4 separate regions of the Homo sapiens genome follow, and regions 2, 3 and 4 are each linked to region 1. The links are chromatin contacts, found by Hi-C or POLR2A ChIA-PET in ENCODE. All regions are on one chromosome and are shown on one strand. Each heading gives the region's core, a stretch centred on a gene start or an enhancer-like site at or near the end of the contact. The rest is flanking DNA. Distances are from core to core; before and after follow the strand shown. Region 1 holds the start of HELQ (helicase, POLQ like). Region 2 holds the start of PAQR3 (progestin and adipoQ receptor family member 3). Region 3 holds the start of HSD17B11 (hydroxysteroid 17-beta dehydrogenase 11). Region 4 holds the start of AFF1-AS1 (AFF1 antisense RNA 1).

Region 1 (4,882 bases), core at 905-3,404:
AAAGATCAGCTCCAGGTTCAATAGTGACACCTTCATATCCACTCTGGTTCTCTGTGTGCTTATCAGTTTGTAATTCAGTAAGGTTGCCTATGGTAGTAATGCTGAGTTTGTTTTTGATACTTTCCGAGCAAAGATTTTCAGTGGCAAAGTCTGTAGCATGTTTCTTATGTTCAGGGAGTTGCATATATTTTTGTTCCAGGTCGTCAACTTGAGCTATAAAGGAGTTTTCAGTAAAGCTATCATAGTCACCAAACATGTCCACTTCACTGTCATTAGGCTGCAAAGAGAACAAAAACGCTTATGGTCAATTCCAGTTTCATTAAGAATAAAAGCTTCACCAGCCTGGCCAACATGGTCAAACCCCGTGTCTACAGAAAATACAAAAATTAGCCGGGCATAGTGGCATGCTCCTGTAATCCCAGCTACTCGGAGGCTCAGGCAGGAGAATTGCTTGAACCTGGGAAGCGCAGGTTGCGGTAAGCCCAGATCGCGCCATTGCACTCCAACCTGGGCAACAGAGTGGGACTCTGTCTCAAAAAAACCAAAACAAACAAACAAACAAAACCCCCAAAAAACACTTCAGCCTAGGGCTGTACCAAGTATATAATTATATGGTCACATATGGATCACAGACCTATATGTAAATAGATATCTTACAGCTGAAGAAATGGAGGCCCAAAGAGGTTAAATTACTTGCCTAAACAGCAGGTTCAGGAGTGTTACGATGATACTGAGATTCTAATTTTTGAGACAGGGTCTGGCTCTGTCACCCAGGCTGGAGCACAGTGGCTCCAGCCACTGCACGATCACAGCTCACTGCAGTCTTGACATCCTGGGCTCAAGCGATCCTCCTGCCTCAGCCTCCCAAGTAGCTAGGACTACAGGTGCAGGCCACCACACCCGGCTAATTAAGAAAAAAAAATTTTTTTTTTTTTTTGTAGAGACTGGGTCTCTGTTGCCTAGGCTGGTTTTGAACGCGAACTTCTGGGCTTAAGTGATCCTCCCATCTCTGCCTCCTAAAGCACTGGGATTATAGGCATGAGCCACTGCACACGGCCAGATTGTAATTCTTAAAGCTGTACTAAAACAGCAGGAAGACTGGTAGACGTCTACTGAAATGTCAGCGCATTCGAAGTTTCTGATAACTGCAGCGCTTCCCTCCCAGACTACAATCTACAGTGACTGGCCTCTAACAGAAACATGGTTGTACCACTAGACACTCCAAGGAGTTCCTAGGAATTTGGAATTGAGACTGAGAAACTGAATACTGACTTGGAGTGGTCTGCTACACAGAAGACACACAAACCTGGAGGCAGCAATATAGTAAAGTGATTAAGACAACAGGATTTGGAGCAAGAACTGTACTATCTCAACTTTTCAGGGCCTGATTACTGTCGTAAAATCTAGATAATATAACTAGCTTAACATAACGGGTCTTCAATAAACAGCAGATTTTATTTGTACAGTAGGAGCTGCAGTTATCTGGAAGCCTAGATTTGTGTCTCAGTCATGCCACTTAACTGCTGCGTGCACAACTTTTATGTCTCGGGGTTTACATTTCATATTTATATAGAAATGTAAATAACAAGGCAATCAATACCTCCTAAGTGCCGATTAACAGTGGTAACGAAGACGAGAGAAGTAAACGAAGGCGATAAAACTGGTCAACTCTTTGCATCTGGGAAGGATGCCAAAAGTTTGCAGTTTCAAGTTCCAAGTCCTCCGTACCTGGTCTCCCACCCCTCTGTCAGTGGGCATGTGACGTAGGAGGTCCGGGTTTGTATCACCACCTCCAAGGACGAGACATTCCGGGGAATCTGAGAGTAGAAGGGGCTGTACCTCAACCGGCAGTACGCCCGCGGTTTTCCGCCTCCTGTTCTCAGCCACCATTTCCTCCTCCTCTTTCCCCTCATCTCCGGGCACGAGCTCGGCCGCGGTGGGAGCGCCAAAAATACACCCCAAGCTTGGACGGTTCCTTTTGGGGAGAGACACCCGCCGGCGGATGCGGGAACCACATTCATCCATGGCAAGGACCCAGGGCCCTATTCAGACGTCGTTCTCAGTGACCCAGACGCTAAGCCCATATGGAAGGGAGAGTGGGACGCCGGAGCCCGCTTCTACATCCACCTTGGGAAAAGACCCCAAGTTAGCTCTCAGGGCTCGCGGACCGGAAGCACGCATAAACTTCTACCCTGTCCAATCATAAGCCTCACGTGACCTGCCGCGTAGGGAGGGCACGAACAGAAAGGTGCTGCGCATGCGTATTGAAAAACCTCACCTACTCTCGCGGGTCCTCAGCGTTCTCCTGCGGAACCTTTGAACGGGGTACTCGAGCCCACAGGGGAAGAGCAGCGGAAGGGGCCTTTCGGAACGATTTGGAACGAAAGGAAGTGGAAGAAACGCGGAACCATGGCCGCTGTGGTTGCTGTTTGCGGTGGTCTAGGGAGGAAGAAGTTGACACACTTGGTAACGGCTGCTGTCAGCCTTACACATCCCGGGACTCACACGGGTAAAGTCTCCATATCCTATGCTCCATTGTAGCGCTGCAGGCATTAACCTTAGTCCTAATGGTTAGAGTCGTCCCTGTTAGCAAAACGACTCTGGTTTCTAGGCGATTAAGTTTCTCCAAGATGGGTGGGAATCTGTAATTGCCTTTGACTGTTTTAGTGTCGTCTAATCCACTCCTTTAAAGTATTTAAACGTATGAGGAAGTTGGAGTGGTTCTTAAAAAGCAGAGACTTTCCTAAGATCTCTGGATAATCTTAGTGAGGAAGGGACATTTCCAGAGTCGCCCAGCAGCAAATTCCAGATGTCTAAGGTCCCCAAACAGAACAAAATTGCATAATTTTTGCAATTTTATCTTCTCTGTGCTTCTCTATAAATTCTTTCTGGGACGGGTCTGTTACTTTCTTTTTGGTATGACAGTGCCTTTCTGTTGCTTCTCCTATAAGAATTTGCATTAAGAATTTTCTCTAACCATGGAATGAAGGGAAAATAAATGTCAGAAAGAGCAGGTATGGGCGGGAAAATATGTTCTTTTCCCCCTAAGCCCTGGAAAGCACACCCATGTTGAGTCTTACTCTGTCCCAAATATAAAAGTTTTTAACCATTCTGAATATAATACAAAACCTTTCTTTAATATCGTGTCCCTTAATTCATCCTGTCTCCATAAAAACAAAAATCTTTAGCTATTCAGCTAAGAAAAAGAAATGGTTAATTGCTGTTTCTGTTTAATCGCAGTGCTTTGGAGAAGAGGTTGTTCACAACAGGTATCCAGCAATGAGGACCTGGTAAGAATTTTTTTTTCTATTAGTAAGGCCTTTGCAAATATGACCAAAATGTTTTTCTTTTTAAAACGAGATCTGGTATTAGACTCTAACATCTTTTATTTTAGCTACTTGAATAGAGTTCTGCCGTAGGACAAAACAATTTGATAATTACTCTGAGTTCAGAAATGATGATGAATTGATTGTAGTCATGTAGTCAGCTGAGTTTTGAAGTAGGGGAATTCCTAGATTAGAAGCAAAGCTGCTATAATACCATATTTTTCTTCCTAGATCTTAAATTTAAGGATATGTGATTTGGGAATTGTTTTTTTTTTTTTTACATAGCCCTTTGTAAGCAAATGATATGGGAATTTTAAAAGGTAGTTTGGGTGAGCAGAATTTTAGATAACTGAAAAGAGACTGTACAAAGCTTAGCTATAGGTTGGCTATAGTATTAACATGGACTTTCTGAAAGCACAGGTTCTTGCTACATGCAAAGGTATTTTGACACTAATTAGACCATACAAAGCACTTGGCACAGAGCTGAAGAGTAGTTACGTGAGCTGAATGTAAATTGGAAAGTTTGAGGAATTGGAAAAAACAAAAGAACTTGTCTAGTTTCTCTGAGCATCTGTCTTGGTAATCTAATCCATGCACCATACTTTAAGAAAGTAAAGGGACATTATTTCTTTTTTAGTTCATAAATCCCACTTTGTCTCTAATCAAAGTTATGGACCCTCTCCACAGAAAAAGGCACACAGTCCCATTCATTTGAAGTTTTGCATACGATTACAGGGAGTCATGGGCTTCAAAGCCATTTCTAGATTAAGAACCTCTATCCTGGAGACAGCCATACTGACTGTAGGAAGGAGGCACTGTGACAAAAGCATTAGAGGCAGTGGTGGTAACAGAAAAGCCAAAAAGACTGATACAAACTTATATAGTAGCCTGGGGTGATAAAGTCAAAGAACCTTTTATTACAGTAAGTCATGGGCCATTATCTGTGTATAAAAATAGTGATAAAATACTTGATAGAGACATGGGGATGGATAAATTAGGGATTGTACTCATTTAAGAATGGCATATGTTATCTATTGTGTTGTAAGTTTCCTTAAATCTAAAAATTTTTTCATTATCTACAATCTGAGCAAAGCATTGGAACACTTTCTTATCAGACATCATTTTTGTTCTGCCATAAAATTTTATTCTATGAAGATTGTACTTTATTCCAGAATCTTCCCATGCGTTAATCCGTAGGCTAAACTAAAACAAAATAAAGTGCTTATACAAAATATGTACACAGTAAGAAAGGTATAACTAATCCTTTGAATGGATTTGAATGTAGAATAGTAACCTTTTAAAATTCAGAATTAACACATCCTATTATCAGACTTTTCGTTTTTTTCCCTAGCCCATTTCAATGGAAAATCCTTATAAAGAACCTCTTAAGAAATGTATCTTGTGTGGAAAGCATGTAGATTATAAGAATGTACAGGTGAGATCTGGTTTTACTTCACTATATTTTAGGGTTTTGCTTCTGATAGATCTGCTTAAAGAGAATCAAGTCAGTTTATAGCAGGCTTTTGTAGAGGTAACTGTTTTAGCAACTTCATAAT
Region 2 (4,882 bases), core at 1,679-4,178, 4.5 Mb before region 1:
ACTAGTAAGGATTTCTGAATCAGTGAAGGCCAAATACATGATGTATATAGCAAGGTGTCAAAACTATCAAATGATCATCAAAAATAAAGTGAATCTTGGATCATGAATTTCAGGCTTTATCATGTACAAGCATCAAGTGTAAAGACTACTTATAACTGGAGGAAGGGATGCACGAATGTGCTTGAAACATCTAACTACAGGACTGTTTTGACAATCAGTACTATGCTCTGCTTATTACTTCAGAACTTTTCTTTTTGTGAAATCCAGTATAACCTGACTAACTGAACTGAGAGGCACCACCTCTCCATGTTCCCTGCAGCTAACAGAGGACTGGCAAAACTGCTATGACATACAAAACCTCCTCAGATTACATCCAAAATCTGTCCCCGTCACTCCTGAAAGCCAAAAGGAGAGAGGGCAAAGGCTAAACTTGGAAAAGATAAGGCTGGTGGGAAGGCAAGAACATCTCCAATAAAGAATCTACTCTTACTGTACGAAAAGTTAGGTGTCTCCTGCACAGTAGACACACCTGACAGCAGTATCTTAAGCATACCCTGAGAATGACCCTATATGAAAAACACACTTGAATGTGTGTTTACAATTCCAAGCACGGCCAACCCTTAGACTGATTCCTTATCTATGAGGAACATCTGAGCCCCTGTCCCATCTCATGGAATGCTGACTGTACATGGGATGGAGGCCTTTTGTTTTGCAAATGAAGATTACCAGATGGAGGTTGTTAGGGGGAAGGGTGCTAAGTAAAAATGCTATTTAAACTGCATGCTTTCTGCAGGCGGCAGAGGTTCTCCCGTTCAGGCCACTGTCACTGGACCTCTCTGTAAATTACCCTAGTAAAACCCTATGTCTTGTTTACTGGCTTTGGGTCTCTTCTTCCGTCTTTCGAACCTGGTGCCATCCTTATTGAAGTTAACAGGAGTCCAGCACCACATCTTCGTATTCTGTTCAGTTTTAAAATCAAATAATCATCTTCATTATCATCATCTGTTCAGCTTCACAACCACTGGTGATGACAACAATCACCATTTATTGACGGCTTATTAGGTTCCAGGCCATGTATAGCATTTCACACACAGAATCTTACTGAATCTTTTTTTACCTCTGGAAGCAGATACTGTGATTACCCTCATTTTTATATGTGGGTATAATGAGGCTCAGTGAGGTTACATTTTGCTCCAGGTCTCAGAGCTGTTAAGTGGCAGATTTGGATACTAAAGTCTTTGACTCAATAGCTCAAGAGCTAATGCTCTATACTTAATTTTCCACTCCATGAGATTTGGACCCTAACATCAGAACGCAGAAGACCACTGCTAGTTGAGTAGAAAATATTTAAGGCAATTCACTGCTTGCCCTATTCTTGTGGAACTCCAGATCCACAGCAGAACTCAGCTGTGTAATTTACTCATGCACAGGAGGCACTGGGGAGGAAAACGGTAATTACGCTTCAAGTTGTGAATCCTAAGGGCCATCCATTCAAGCCAAGTAGGGATGGGCAGTGATGTCACCTTGTGACCATGAGTCACAGAAACACTTTCATGGCAGGACAAAAGGAAAGAAGGGCAGGAAAAGACAATGCTGGAAAAATCAAGAATCAGACATGTGGTTGCCGCTTGAGCAATTCAACAGCCCACATTCTGGCACTAGGGTTTGCCACTACAGCGACCTGGAGCTAACCAACACCTGTATCTTAATTCTCCTGAAGCAGAGGTCCTGTATTTTAGTACAGGTAGTAAGTTTGGACAGTTACTCCAAGAACTAGAATAGTTATTTTTCAGTTTTGTTTTTTTAAAACACGGATTTTCAAGGGACTGTGGTTTTAAAGGTTTAAAATGATAAAGAAATTTCTTTCTTAGAGATGCTTCTGTGGTGCTCTAGTGGAGACTGGGTGCCCGTTATGAGCTCTCTTTACCACAGTACTTTTCCTACACAGCATTTTTTCCACAATGGTTATTATGTAATTGTGTAATTATCTATTTAATGTCTGTTACCCAGGCTACACCTTAGTAGCTTCATGAAAACAAGGGCCATGTTTGCTTTTTTTTCTGCATGGGCTCCATAAGTATTTGCCAAATGAATAAATCTCGGGTGTATATGTTAACTTGTTTCCTATTATACAGGCACTTATCTGGCCCAAAGCTACTGAATTCCCACAGTGTTGCTCTAAAAAGAAAGGTATACACCGGGCAAATATGGCTCAGCCCCATTTCAATATATATCTCAATGAGCCGAACAAACCGAATAAAGGATGTAAAAGCCCTTTGTAAAGAGCAAAGCGTCATAGGAGAGCTGTAATTATGATCACTGTTACTATCATGATTATTCCGTGGACCAAGTACCCCGGCCAGGTAAGGGGAGATAACGGGGGAGGAGAGGCGGCAAAAAGGGATGAAAAGGATGGGGCGGCGAGGAAATGATGGGCAAGCAGAAAGGCGGGGAAAGCAGAAGGGGGACCAGACAAAAAGGGTGTAGGTGAGAGAAGGGGGCACTCCAGGCGGAGGCAGCCAGACCGTACCTTTTGATACACAGCCTGGACGGCAGGTAGGCCCGGTAGCCGTCGGTGATGTACGGGTTGTCCTTGAGGGACCCGGGGATCTGCTCGTAGGTGTACAGGCGGATGCCACGGGGCACCAGGACCGGCCAGTACTGGTAGCTGCCCAGCTCGATGTAATGCGCGCTCTTCAGCAGCTTCTGATGCATCGTTCCCGGCCGCCGCCGCTCCCCGGCTCGGGAGCTCCCCCAGGTCCCGCCTCCCCGGGGAGGGGGCTTCGCCGCTGGCGCCCCCGCCCCGGAGCCCGCGGACGCTGCGCGAGGTCCTACCGCGCTGCCGCTGCTGCCCAGGGCCCGGCTCTGCGCTCACACCGGCCACTGCCGCCAGCGCCGCGGCGGACCCGGCAGCGTCGCAGCCTCCTCTGACGTCAGCGCGCCGCGGCGGCCCCGCCCCTCAGCCCTAGCTGGGAGGGGCAGGGTGCTGGGGCGCGCCCGGGTGTGCTCGAGCGTGCGCTGGCGGCGGCCCGGGCTCCCGGGCGTCTCTCACGCTGTGTTTTGGCGGCGCCTGGGGTCTTCGTTTGCATATGAGAAGAGCCGAAAGCACAGAGCTACAGGCGAATACAAGTGGATTTTTTTTCTTTTTCTGTTTTTTTATTAGAAGTAATAGTTGCTGCATTTTGAAAAATCAAGAGGAAAAGAGTTAACAGGAAGAAAAGTTCGAGGTAATTACCGTTTAGTTTATGCTTGGAATTACACACACTTAGTGTCAGAAGGGACTTTGAGGATTTCTAAGCTGAAGTCAGCTCTTAGCACGATAATTGGAAAGAGAGGAAACCTGATGCACGTGGAACATACACCAGCATCGAGCACATCCTGAGCCATAAAGGAAAGCCCCCGTGCATTCAAAACTCCGACCCCTTTCAGCGTTATGTTCTCTGATCACAGTAGAATTAAACTAGAGTAACAAGAAAACTAAAAGTCTCCACGTCTGGAATAGGAGCAATACACCAAATATTTCAAGGGCTGATGAAGAAATCACAATGGAAATGAGAATATCTACTTAACTGAATAATATAGAACATATTAAAAAATCCTGTGGAGTGCGGCTATAGTAGCGTTTACAGGAAGTGTTGCAGCTTTGTTTCTGGCTATTTACTGTAATGCAAGTGTTTACTTATAATGGCAACAGGGCAAAACATCAGTTTGAGTACCGTATGTGTATAATAGAACGCTTAGTCCATTGTTTGGCATTGTAAGGGCAAGAAAAATATCTTGTCCTCACTTATCACAAGGTTCACAGCTGACATTCCTATGAAAAAAATTAAGAGAAGCCAGGCGCAGGTGGCTCATGCCTGTAATCCCAACATTTTGGAAGGCCGAGGCAGGCGGATTGCTTATGCCCAGGAGTTGGAGACCAGCCTGGGTAACATAGTGAGACGCTGTCGCTACAAAAAAAACCAACCAAACAAACAAAAAACAAAAATTAGTCGGGTGTGGTGATGGGCGCCTGTAGTCCCAAACTATTCTGGGCTGAAGTGAGAGGGTTGCTTGAGCCTGGGAGGTCGAGGCTGCAGTGAGCCATGTTTGTGCCACTGCACTCCAGTCTGGGTGACAAAGCGAGACTTTGTCTCAAAAAATAAATAATAAAAATTAACAAGAAAAGGGATAATAAATTCATTTAACACAGTTTTATGTGACAGAGGAGTCTTCAGAAATGAAGACACAAAGACCCAGGAAAAAATGGGCTTTTTATGCTAAGTCTGATGAAAGGAGTGGATAGTTGTGGAGAAACATGATTGAAAGGGGGCATCATCTAATGATAATAAACTGAGGGGGGATCCTAGCTAGCAAGGCCAGTTCATTCAAATTCTTGGCCTCAGAGTATGGGGCAGGAACTCTCTAGAATGAGGGTTTTATGACCTAGTTTCAGGTGAGGTAAGTCAGAACTCCTTTGTGACCACGGAAAGGCAGGGACAGTCAGAAAGTAACCTTACTAGATTTTTTGTTGTTGTTGTTGTTGGGGGAAGACAGAGTCTCACTCTGAAGCCCAGGCTGGAGTGCAGTGGCACAATCTCGGGTCACGCAATCTCCACCTCCCGGGTACAAGCAATTCTCCTGCCTCATCCTCCCGAGTAGCTGGGACTACAGGCACCCACCACCATGCCCGGCTAATTTTTGTACTTTTCGTAGAGATGGGGTTTCACCATGTTGGACAGGCTGCCCTTGAACTCCTGACCTCAAACAATATGCCTGCCTCAGCCTCCCAAAGTGCTGAGATTACAGGCGTGAGCCACCACGCCCGGCCCCTTACTAGGTTTTATGGCTTCCTTTAGGGAGAGAAATTCTAGGTTGTAAGACCCACTTGGGAAGAACAGGA
Region 3 (4,882 bases), core at 662-3,161, 3.9 Mb after region 1:
CAATGGCATGATCTCGGCTCACTGCAACCTCTGCCTCCCAGGTTCAAGCAGTTCTCCTGCCTCAGCCTCATGAGTAGCTGGGATTACAAGTACACGCCACCACGCTCAACTAATTTTTTGTATTTTTGGTAGAAATGGGGTTTCACCATGTTAGCCAGGCTGGTCTTGAACTCCTGACCTCAGGTCATCTGCCCGCCTCGGCCTCCAAAAGTGCTGGGATTACAAGTGTGAGCCACCGCATCCAGCCTGCACTTGTAATTACTTAATGTCCATTTTCCCTACTAGACTGAGGTCATGGAACCTTATTTTCTGTTTGTCACCCTATCCCTAATGTCTAAGCAGCAGACAGTCATTATTTGTTGATTGCTGTCTTCATCAGCCACTCACTGGGTTAACCCTCATTTAACTTCACATCCTTTGAATTATTGTTTACAGCATTGCATGTCAACTAGTGTGTAATGGATAATGTTTCAGGCCATCAGGTATCTTCTAGAAACCCCTTTGTTCATCTACCAAAGGTCAAATAAAAGGTTGGATTCTAGGTCCTCTTCTCCTCCCTAAGCCACACCTACACTTGTCCTAGGTAAAAAATTACACTGAAAGTTTTTTTCCCTTTTATTGTTTTTACTAAAAGATGCTTTCCCGCCACTCCTTCAGTATCACAGGTCAAACGTGGTAAAAAATGTTTTTTAAAAAAATTTGAGACAGGGTCTCACTCTGTCACCCAGGCTGGAGTGCAGTGGGGCGTTTACAGCTCACTGCAGTCTCCACCTCCCAGGCTCAAGCAACCCCCCACCTCAGCCTCCCGGAAAAGATGCTTTTTAAAATTACTCTTGGCAATAACTATGGCAATGTAGCATTGGTTTCTGTTGAGTATAATCTTTTTGTTTGTTTTTTGAGACGGAGTCTAGCTCTGTCGCCCAGGCTGAAGTGCAGTGGCGCCATCTTGGCTCACTGCAACCTCCGCCCCGCGGGGTTCCCGCCATTCTCCTGCCTCAGCCTCCCCAATAGCTGGGACTACAGACGCCCGCCACCACGCCCGGCTAATTTTTTTTTGGTATTTTTAGTAGAGACGGGGTTTCAGTGTGTTAGGATGGTCTCGATCTCCTGACCTCGCGATCCGCCTGCCTTGGACTCCCAAAGTGCTGGGATTACAGGCGTGAGCCAACGGCGAGTATAATCTTTCAAACCACTTTTCTCATTAACAGTAAGTAGGACTTTCTCTTAATAGGTACAAGCTTCTTACTCTTTTAATATATAGCTAAAACGATTGTTTTTTCCCTATTTTTAAAATAGAGGGATCAATGAAATCAGGTTCAGGAAAAAATTATGAGTTATCCTTAGGGCAAAAATGGGGATCAATTTACAAATGGGGCAGTAACTGGGACTATTATAACCTCTAGGTCTGTTTATCATGTGATCATACAACATATTAATTCATGCCCTCCCATCTGCAAAATGGCAATACTAATTTTTTTTTCCTCCCTGCTTTGCAGAGATGAGGTAAAGGGTGGTTGCCAGCAAAATGCAGACACATCCACAAATTAAAGGTACCAGAAAGTAAAACATAGTAAACACTGTTACCTTATTTATATCCCAGAGAACCAGCTTGCTTTTAAGTTTAGCAAATTCATAGGCAGTCAGTCTCCCAATTCCATGCCCAGCTCCTGTAATCAGCACGATTTCGCCGGTGACTGATTTTCTCCTCTTAGGAATAAAAAGCTTCACGAAGGACTCTAGGGAGCAGACGATCAGTAACGGGAGAAGCAGGAGGATGTCCAGAAGAAATTTCATCCCTTTTGTGGCTGCGAGCGTTTGGTGTGTTTTTTTTTTTTTTTACCACTCTAAACTGCTTTTAGAGGGTAGCTCGATCTAACACCAGAAAGAGTAGGGGCGAGAGCAAGGAGGAACTCCCGTATCAAAGAAAAACAACTCCGAAACCGTTCCTTCCGCTGGGCTGGGCTTTGTTGGTCTTTCGCAATTGGCTCGGGCTGCAGTGCTTGCTAGCTCAGAGATCTGGGAGGGACGAAGTCCAGACCGGAGCAAAGCTTCCTAGTTCTGCTTTGCGCAGCCCCCACGCGGTGTGTGGCCGCGATTGTCTTTTACACCACTTTCTCCCGGTGTCGTGAGCCGGCCTTGGAGGGTTAGTTGCTCACTTGTTTTCCTAAATTGGATAAGTTCCAAGGATAACCGACAGTGTCCACAGGCCAGATGCTTCTTTCATAGTTGAAGGTTGCTTATCACTAGATAGGGGGTGCCGCTGGGCGCGGCGGCTCTCGCCTGTGATCCTGGCACTTTGAGAAGCCCTGGCGGGAGGATCGCTTGACCCCAGGAGTTCGAGATCAGCCTGAACAACATAGGGAGACCCCCGGTCTCTTTTTTTTTTTTTTTAATTAGCCAGGCGTAGTGGCGTGTGCCTGTAGTTCCAGCTACTCGAGAGACTGAGGCACGGGAATTGCTTGAGTCCAGGAGGTGGAGGCTACAGTGAGTGAAGATCGCGCCACTGCACTCCAGCCTGGACGAAAAGGCCAGACTTTGTCCTAAAAAACAAAAACTAGATAGAGGATGCAAATGTAGATTCCTATCTTAAAGGATCCTGAAAAGACCAATCGTTCTGCTTCCAGCTGAGAAATTGCGCTACATCACATTTTAGTTTGAACTAAGCACGATTTCTGGAAGACAGGGGAAATTTTGTCTGTTCAAGGACAGCTTCAATCAAGCGCCAGAAAAAATTGTTATCGTATTAAAGGGATTGTTTCCACAAGAAAGAAGAGTATATTTGAATAATCATTTTTCACTTGACCTATTAGAGTTTGAAAATAAAAAATATATGTTGTACTTTAGGAATTTTATCTTTATTCAAGTGAATAAATAGCAAATCATTTAGCCTAAAGATTACCTATGTAACATTTGGTTTTGTAGCCTATATAAATGGGTATTCAGTATATGCTAACTAGTGACTTGAAAAAATTCTAGAGATTGGTTACTGGAAGAAAAGACCTAACTAGGGCTTGTGTCCAGTAAGAGCTTAATAATGGTATTGCATGCATTTTTTTCCAACTCATTTTTGACAGACATTGGATTTGGGTTTTGCGCAAGACACTCCAGTGCTTGGGAAGGGACTTTGTTGTGTGACAATAGTCAACTTTCATATTTAAGAGCCAGAAAGATCACACAAAAAAATCAAAGTTCACAAATAGTTCAAACTCGATTGTCCCTCTTACTTAAGCAGCCATACGTTGTTATAGGGGATGAAGGGATAGTGGCAGCCTCACAAAAGTGAACCCCATTATAGAATTCTTTGAATTCAGAATATCTACAACTTTTTTTTGGATAGCCTCCAAATCCAAATTTACAAAACACTTGTATAGAAAGTTTACAAAGTGTTCTTCCACATATATTATTTCATTTGATTTTCAAAAGCCTCCTAGGAAATAGAGAAAAGTAGAGTCAGGATATATTTATACCTATACTGTAAATGAATAAATCTGTTAGATCAACTTTAAAATCTACACAGTGAGTAAAAGTGTAACTGGGGCTACACATATGTTCAGTGTTTGTCAATTTTTTGGTCCAACACCTACAGGAATAAATTACATCTGACATGGTGATCTACTATAAGAAGTGTTTCAACTATGTTGAGTTTCATATATTGAGGCTCTAGCTATGCTATTTTTTTTTTTTTTAAAGGAGTCTCCCTCTGTCTCCAGGCTGGAGTGCAGTGGCGAAATCTTGGCTCACAGCAACCTCAACCTCCACCTCCCAGGTTCAAGCGATTCTCCTGCCTCAGCCTCCCAAGTAGCTGGGACTACAGGCACGCACCACCACACCCAGCTAATTTTTGTATTTTTAGTAGACAGGGTTTCCCCATGTTGGCTAGGATGGTCTCAATCTCGATCTCCTGTTCCACCCACCTTGGTCTTCCCAAGTGCTGGGATTACAGGCGTGAGCCATGGCACACGGTCTGGCTATGCTATTTCTTATTCCATTCTATTAATTAAAAAAAACTGGGTAGTTTTAACCTACAGTTGATCAAGGTTTCATTGGTTAAGGGAAAGAACACAGCATTTGGACGCAGTCGTACCTGAATCCCTTATGTGTATGTGACTTCATCTCTCTAAACATGTTTCTAAATTTGTAAAATTGAAATAATACTTACCCTACAGGATTCTTGTGACGTTCAAACGAGTTAATAGAAAGCACATTGCTTTATCAACTATTCAACTTTATGTAAATTATAATTAACACCAATAGAATGTGAGTGATGTGAATGGTCTTGTGAATGATGGTTGTAACATGATTTTGTGAACAGCAAACTAGATGTTTACAATTAAAATCATTCACAGTTAGAACACAGATTAGCTTCTATCTGACCACTATGTGATTTTATGTATTTGTGGTTTTAAAAAACATCTTTCATTGGTAGGGTTTAAAATATTTTGTACTTGGGACATCTGTTTTTTAAAAAATTTTTTATCTATTTATTTTGAGACCGGATTATGAGACTAGCTAATTTTTGTATTTTTGATAGAGGCAGGGTGTCCCTACCCTGGTAGAGGCTGGTCTTGAACTCCTGGGCTCAACCAATTCACCGGCCTTGGCCTCCCAAAGTGCTAGGATTACAAGTGCGAGCCACTGCACCCAGCCTATGTGGGGCATCTTAATTACATGCTGCCTTCCCAGAAGTTGAAATAGTATTTAAAAAAAAAAAAAAAAGATAAGGATAAGGGGGTATTTTTCTTTAATTTTTTTTTTTAAACCCTAACTTGAACCAGAAGAATAGGGGTCTTTCATCAGTGTCTTGAACACTTACTTACTATGGCCAGGCATATGCTTCTTCTGGAGCTTCCTCACCTCTCTCAGCCCTCACCTAACACATTTC
Region 4 (4,882 bases), core at 906-3,405, 3.5 Mb after region 1:
CATCCCAGGAGCCCTCATATGAAGAAGCACCTAAAAAGTCCCATCATCATATTTAAAAGGGAGATTTATTTGGGGGGGTGGGGGGGTTCTGTTAAAAAAAAAAAAAAGCACCGATGTCAGAAACATGCTTCATCTTATTAGAAACATAATCTGAAATGTATGAGATTAGGTTGTCAAAATTAAGAAAGTGCTGGAATTTCATTGAGTGTGCTAAAAATGTAATTTAAGAATTCTTGTAAGGAAGATGATGGAGGAAAGTGTAGCTAACAAAGTTAAATATCTGCAACTCCATTACATAATTACTCTCCTTTTGTTTATGTCTGAAATTTAAAAAGTAGATATAAAAAATTTTTTAAAGTAGATATAGTGTAATCACTTTTTAAAATAGCCTTCTTATTGACTATTTATATAAGATGACCAGCAGAAGAGAGAGAAAGGCAACTTAAAAAATAATAATAACTCACTGGCATGGCTATCCTTTTTTATTCATTATCAGAAAATTAATTTGATTTAGTCTTTTTAAATAGCCAGTCACCATTCACGAAATAAATCAACAGAAGTGTGTACTGGAATTATTTACTTGCTTGTTTCTGCCACCACACTGGAATGTCATGAAAATAGGAGCTCTGTCTTTGTCATCAATATGGCTCGTCACCTAGCACATTGCCTTAAGAATATTGATATAAATGGAATGACTTACTCTCTGAACCAAAGCTACATCATCTTCAACAAAATTTTTGCAAAATTACAATCTTCAATTCCAAAGGCAGGAAAATAAAATGATCACACTTCCACTGTCAACATCATTTACTAAGTTGACCACAGTTTGAAGAGCCCTATAGGAGATACTATGGGATGACACAAAAAGAACACAAAAAAGGAAAACATTTTAGATAGAAGTGGTAAAAGTTTTCAGATTATAAAATATTACCATGCTAATATATATTTCACAATGAAATGTATTCATTATATAGCAAAAACGTTAAAATACTTGTTATTGATTAGAATAGAGATCAGTCTCTGTTAGAAACCTTTAAAAGGTGTACAAACACTTTGTAAGAGATGACTCCTGTCCCATCCTGCTCAGGGATGACCAGAACTTTCATCTTAGATAGATACACCACCAGGTTTCATCAGGGACACCTTAATTATTTTAGCTGTCTAGGTAAACCAATCTCCCGATGGGAGGATATGGAGTAGGGCGAAGAGTTATATTTTGGAAAACAATCCATGGGAAATTAAGTCAAGTAGCCAAAGGTTTAATTTGGAAATGCAAATATCCATCAATTAGGTTTTCAATTATGTGGACAATAAAAGAGTTGAGCAGAGCAGTAGAGACAAACAAAATTAAAAAGAGAAAAGGCAGAGAAGGCAGGGAGGGGCTTATTTTCACACATTATACCAATTTACATTACACATCATATTAAATTTAAGTAAGGCGCTTTTCTTCATCCAAATAATTTCACCCATTTTAAACCATAAAATACTGTCGGCGAAATCTCATCTGGGCCATTTGATGTAATCTTTCTGCGTCCCTTTCAGGAAGGAAGGTGCGACAACACAATGAAGACAGCCTGTTGCTTTCCTTGGTATGTTTACAGCAGGAATCGGGCAGCGACTTAACTAGACATAAGTTTCCCCTTCTTCCCATGGGTCTATTTGCCAAAGCCCCCTGCACCTATTAGAATTTTCTGAGGTTGGGCTGGTGGAGAGCAGAAACCCGGAGGCTAGATTCAGGAGACCTGGTTTCCCATGCCACTTAGTAGCCTGTGACATTGAGCACAATACTTACTTTTCGGCGCTTCCGTTTCATTATTTGGGAAATGGGAACAATATATCTGTTTTATAAGATTGTTGTGAAGATGAAACAGGCCTGTGTGTGAAAGGCCTTTTCTAAATTGTAAAGCGCTCCCCAGATGTTAGTTATTATCTCCTTTAAAGGGCACAGAATCTGTTTCAATATTATAGGAGGTTGCAAAAAGGCTCCTTGACACTTTTTGCTCAGAACTTGACCCTGAGCTTAATCTCGCCGTAAAGTGAAAGGGTTCTTGCGCCCCCACAGCAGCCCGGGGCAGGGTCACCCTCGCGACCGGGGCGGTCATTGCCGTATTCCGTCCTGAGCTGCCGCTCCCCCACGATCCTCCCACCAATCCCGGGAGGGCCGCGACGTCCCTTGCCGCTTGGGTGGCGCCAGCTAGAGGGCGCGGGCCGGGGCGGAACCCGGTACCGCAGCTCGGGAGGTGGGGGTGGGGGCGGGGCCTCGCGCGGAGGGCGTGGCCTCGGGGCGTCCCGGGCAGCCGGCGTGCTGAGCTTGCCAGCCAGCTAGCGAGCGACGGGCGCGCGCGGCCCCTGCGCACTCGGCCGCCGCCTGCGCGCGTTGCGGCCGCAGCTGCACCTTTGCCTCCGCGGTTCCGCAGCCGAGCCCCGGGAGGAGGCGCTCCCCTGCGTCGTCCGCACTTGCGCCCTTTCCCACCGCAACAGGTCAGGGGAGGGCGGAGGTGACGAGGGCGCCCGACCCGGGACTAGAGGACGGAAGGGTCTGGAAGGTGAGCGCAGCCCTGCGCCACCCAGGGCTGGGGGTCGATCCGCCCGGCCCCCGACGCCGCCGCCGCGGACTTCTCGGAAGCCGAGGCTCTCCCCGCCTCTCTGCCGGCTTCCCAGCACGCTGACTCAAGTCGCTGGCGTTCCCACTTTTCCGGTGGGAGCCCTCGGGGAGAACGGGCTAGGGCTCAGAGCTCTCACCGCCCTACTTGCGATCCCGCGGCAGGTAGCGCGTAGAAAAACAGGGGACGGGGACATGGGAAGAGACCCATGCTCCTCCCTCACGCGCAGCCCCCAAGTCAGACGTTTGCCTGTGCACCCCGCGTTTTGCGGAGAGCTGTCCCGTTGTTGGGACCTGCTACTTGAGTTGCGTAATGAGTCCCAGAAGTTTCTCGGGGGGAGGGGGCGGGGAAAAGTGGGGTTCTTCTCTCCTGCACCCCGGGACCCTTCCCTGTGCCTGTCGTGGAGAGAGATGAGGGCTTCCCGCCGCGTCTCGCTGAGAGCAGGAGGGAGGCGTGTGTCGGTGGTCCGTAGCCTCCGGGGAGGAGTTGGAGCCACCTTCTGAGACTTAACTTCAGGGACAGAGGGAGAGGCGTCTTTAGTATGGGACTGGTTAATTTCTCTTGATAATGCTTTTTTCCCTCGGGTGTCCCATCCTCTGTGGCCGTCGCAACCCCACCCTCCGACGGTGCGAGCGCCGGAGCCAGCGAATGAGAGGGGAGAGAAGGTGGAGAGTGTGAATCACACGTTACCTTAGTGTAATGGTAGTTGCATTAATGGAGCTGCGACGGGCCTGCGGGCGGTTCGATACCGTCCGGCTAGTTTTCTCTTCCCGGAGCTTCTCCACCACCAGCACCCGCAAATTGTTATGCAGATCATCCCGGGAAGGCACTTGGCTTTGGAGGTGGAGATGTGTCCGAATCTCCCTTGAACCAGTCTCTGTTAGGGGGAAAGGCCTTGCAGCCAAGTGATTTGTTTTAAGGGTGGAGCCGGAGATAATTTTAAACACCCTCCCCCTTGGTGCACGTTGCGGGGTGTGACTCACCACGGGGAAATCAGACTGATTTAAAACCTTCAGTGCAAACTTGTAAATTAAGGCGAAGACCCAGTGTTCCCTGGGACAGTTGCAAAGTGAGAAGAGCTCAGAAACTGAAGCACAGAAACGTTAGGTAGGAGTCTGAGAGGCGTGGAGAATTTTGCTTGTGCAAGATTATTTCAGAGCAAGGTCGTGCGGTGTGTGTAGAAGGTAGGTGGCCGTGGGTTACCTCTCTCAGACCTGCGTGGTGTTGGCCTCTGGGTGGGGATAAAAGTCACGAAAAAGACCTTTGGACCCAGAGTCTAGTTTTTTTTCTTTGGGGCCGAAGAATACCTAGGCATGGCCCTGTTTCAGTGTTTACTTCCTCTGTCTAATGTATTTCCTTAGCTCGCCTTTCATCTTTAGTGGGAAGGATTACTTGAGTGGATATTCCGGAAGTAGATTCACAGGAGAATGGAAAATTCTGGATGGTTTGCTTGCTTTAATTTCAAGGTGTTGTCTCTTGTGGATGTTGGGAAGTATTGTACTTGAATATTTGAAGATAAATATGGAGAAAAGCAGTGGTGAGAACTAAAGGAAAATGATCCAAGGGGAGATGAGAGAAAGCAACAAAATACATAAGTAGTACGTAAAACTAGAGAAACTCACTGGAATTAAGCCATTTTTATGGAGAGAAAGAACCAAGGAAATAATTTGGGATAGATTTGGTCACTTTGAGACAAATAGAGATTGAAGAGTGGGACTTTTGGGGAAAATGAGTTTAGATATTGGAGACTTTTCTTTTTTCAAATATAACTTACAAGGATGTTGAGGCTGGAGATGTGAGACTTGCAGGTATGTTGCTGTGAATTCTTTGCTTTTCACCTGCAAGAAAATGAACTGTTAAATATTAATCTGCCTTATTCACTGTAACAATTGAATTTGTGGCTTTGGCATTTGCTTAACTCTTCAACTTTGCAAAACTATAATTTTGAAGAATCACAGTGTGTTAAATTAGAATACAAAGATCATTTAGAGATTGAAAATTTATGACAAAAGTCCAGGCCATTGTAAACATTGCTTTCTCCTACATGCGTAACAGGCATGCATTTTTTGCCACCAGAATCACTAATCTACTATAGGGTAATAAGACTATATCAAAACTAGCTGTCTCTTCTGTTTCCTCTCCGGTTTAACTGAATTTTGCAGAGCTGGTTGAGGTGAAAGTTACTTTTTTAATTGACTGAGAACTTGCTTAATTAGGTTTTGGATTAAATTTGGAAGAGACTATTCAATTAAAATACATATATATTTATCAGGCACCTT

Evidence for each region. Hi-C counts contacts between places; a loop is a spot of excess contacts on that map. ChIA-PET counts read pairs that join two places held with the same protein, here RNA polymerase II (POLR2A). Pooled maps may share reads with other maps.
Region 2: a loop to region 1 is called in a map of CD4-positive, alpha-beta memory T cell, with 10 times the contacts of the local background. The contact joins the promoter of PAQR3 here to the promoter of HELQ in region 1. A Hi-C loop is called at or near these places in 1 of 168 maps with a recorded cell type or tissue (CD4-positive, alpha-beta memory T cell) and 7 of 50 pooled maps. POLR2A ChIA-PET finds 5 or more read pairs at or near these places in 1 of 52 experiments (naive thymus-derived CD8-positive, alpha-beta T cell).
Region 3: a loop to region 1 is called in a pooled map, with 9 times the contacts of the local background. The contact joins the promoter of HSD17B11 here to the promoter of HELQ in region 1. A Hi-C loop is called at or near these places in 6 of 50 pooled maps.
Region 4: a loop to region 1 is called in a map of CD8-positive, alpha-beta T cell, with 7 times the contacts of the local background. The contact joins the promoter of AFF1-AS1 here to the promoter of HELQ in region 1. A Hi-C loop is called at or near these places in 1 of 168 maps with a recorded cell type or tissue (CD8-positive, alpha-beta T cell), 2 of 37 single-sample maps with no recorded cell type and 7 of 50 pooled maps.

The regions. Positions count from the first base shown.
Region 1 is chr4:83,453,669-83,458,550 of GRCh38, forward strand. It overlaps HELQ (helicase, POLQ like), which reads right to left and starts at 2,155. Exons shown (of 18, transcript NM_133636.5): 1 at 1,729-2,155; 2 at 1-277. The coding sequence starts at 2,025. MRPS18C (mitochondrial ribosomal protein S18C) reads left to right here and starts at 2,390. Exons shown (of 6, transcript NM_016067.4): 1 at 2,390-2,509; 2 at 3,241-3,290; 3 at 4,678-4,761. The coding sequence starts at 2,410. RefSeq lists enhancers at 1,403-2,233, 1,662-1,711, 2,052-2,161, 2,148-2,442.
Region 2 is chr4:78,936,510-78,941,391 of GRCh38, forward strand. It overlaps PAQR3 (progestin and adipoQ receptor family member 3), which reads right to left and starts at 2,929. Exons shown (of 6, transcript NM_001040202.2): 1 at 2,531-2,929. The coding sequence starts at 2,715. RefSeq lists silencers at 2,459-2,528, 2,619-3,108.
Region 3 is chr4:87,389,277-87,394,158 of GRCh38, forward strand. It overlaps HSD17B11 (hydroxysteroid 17-beta dehydrogenase 11), which reads right to left and starts at 1,912. Exons shown (of 7, transcript NM_016245.5): 1 at 1,585-1,912. The coding sequence starts at 1,794. RefSeq lists enhancers at 2,124-2,193, 2,207-2,779.
Region 4 is chr4:86,932,695-86,937,576 of GRCh38, forward strand. It overlaps AFF1-AS1 (AFF1 antisense RNA 1), which reads right to left and starts at 2,156. Exons shown (of 3, transcript NR_038841.1): 1 at 1,793-2,156; 2 at 701-848. It overlaps AFF1 (ALF transcription elongation factor 1), which reads left to right and starts at 2,317. Exons shown (of 21, transcript NM_001166693.3): 1 at 2,317-2,546. It also overlaps a transcript of C4orf36 not described here. RefSeq lists silencers at 2,022-2,771, 3,242-3,380 and enhancers at 2,693-3,234, 3,235-3,776, 3,632-3,751.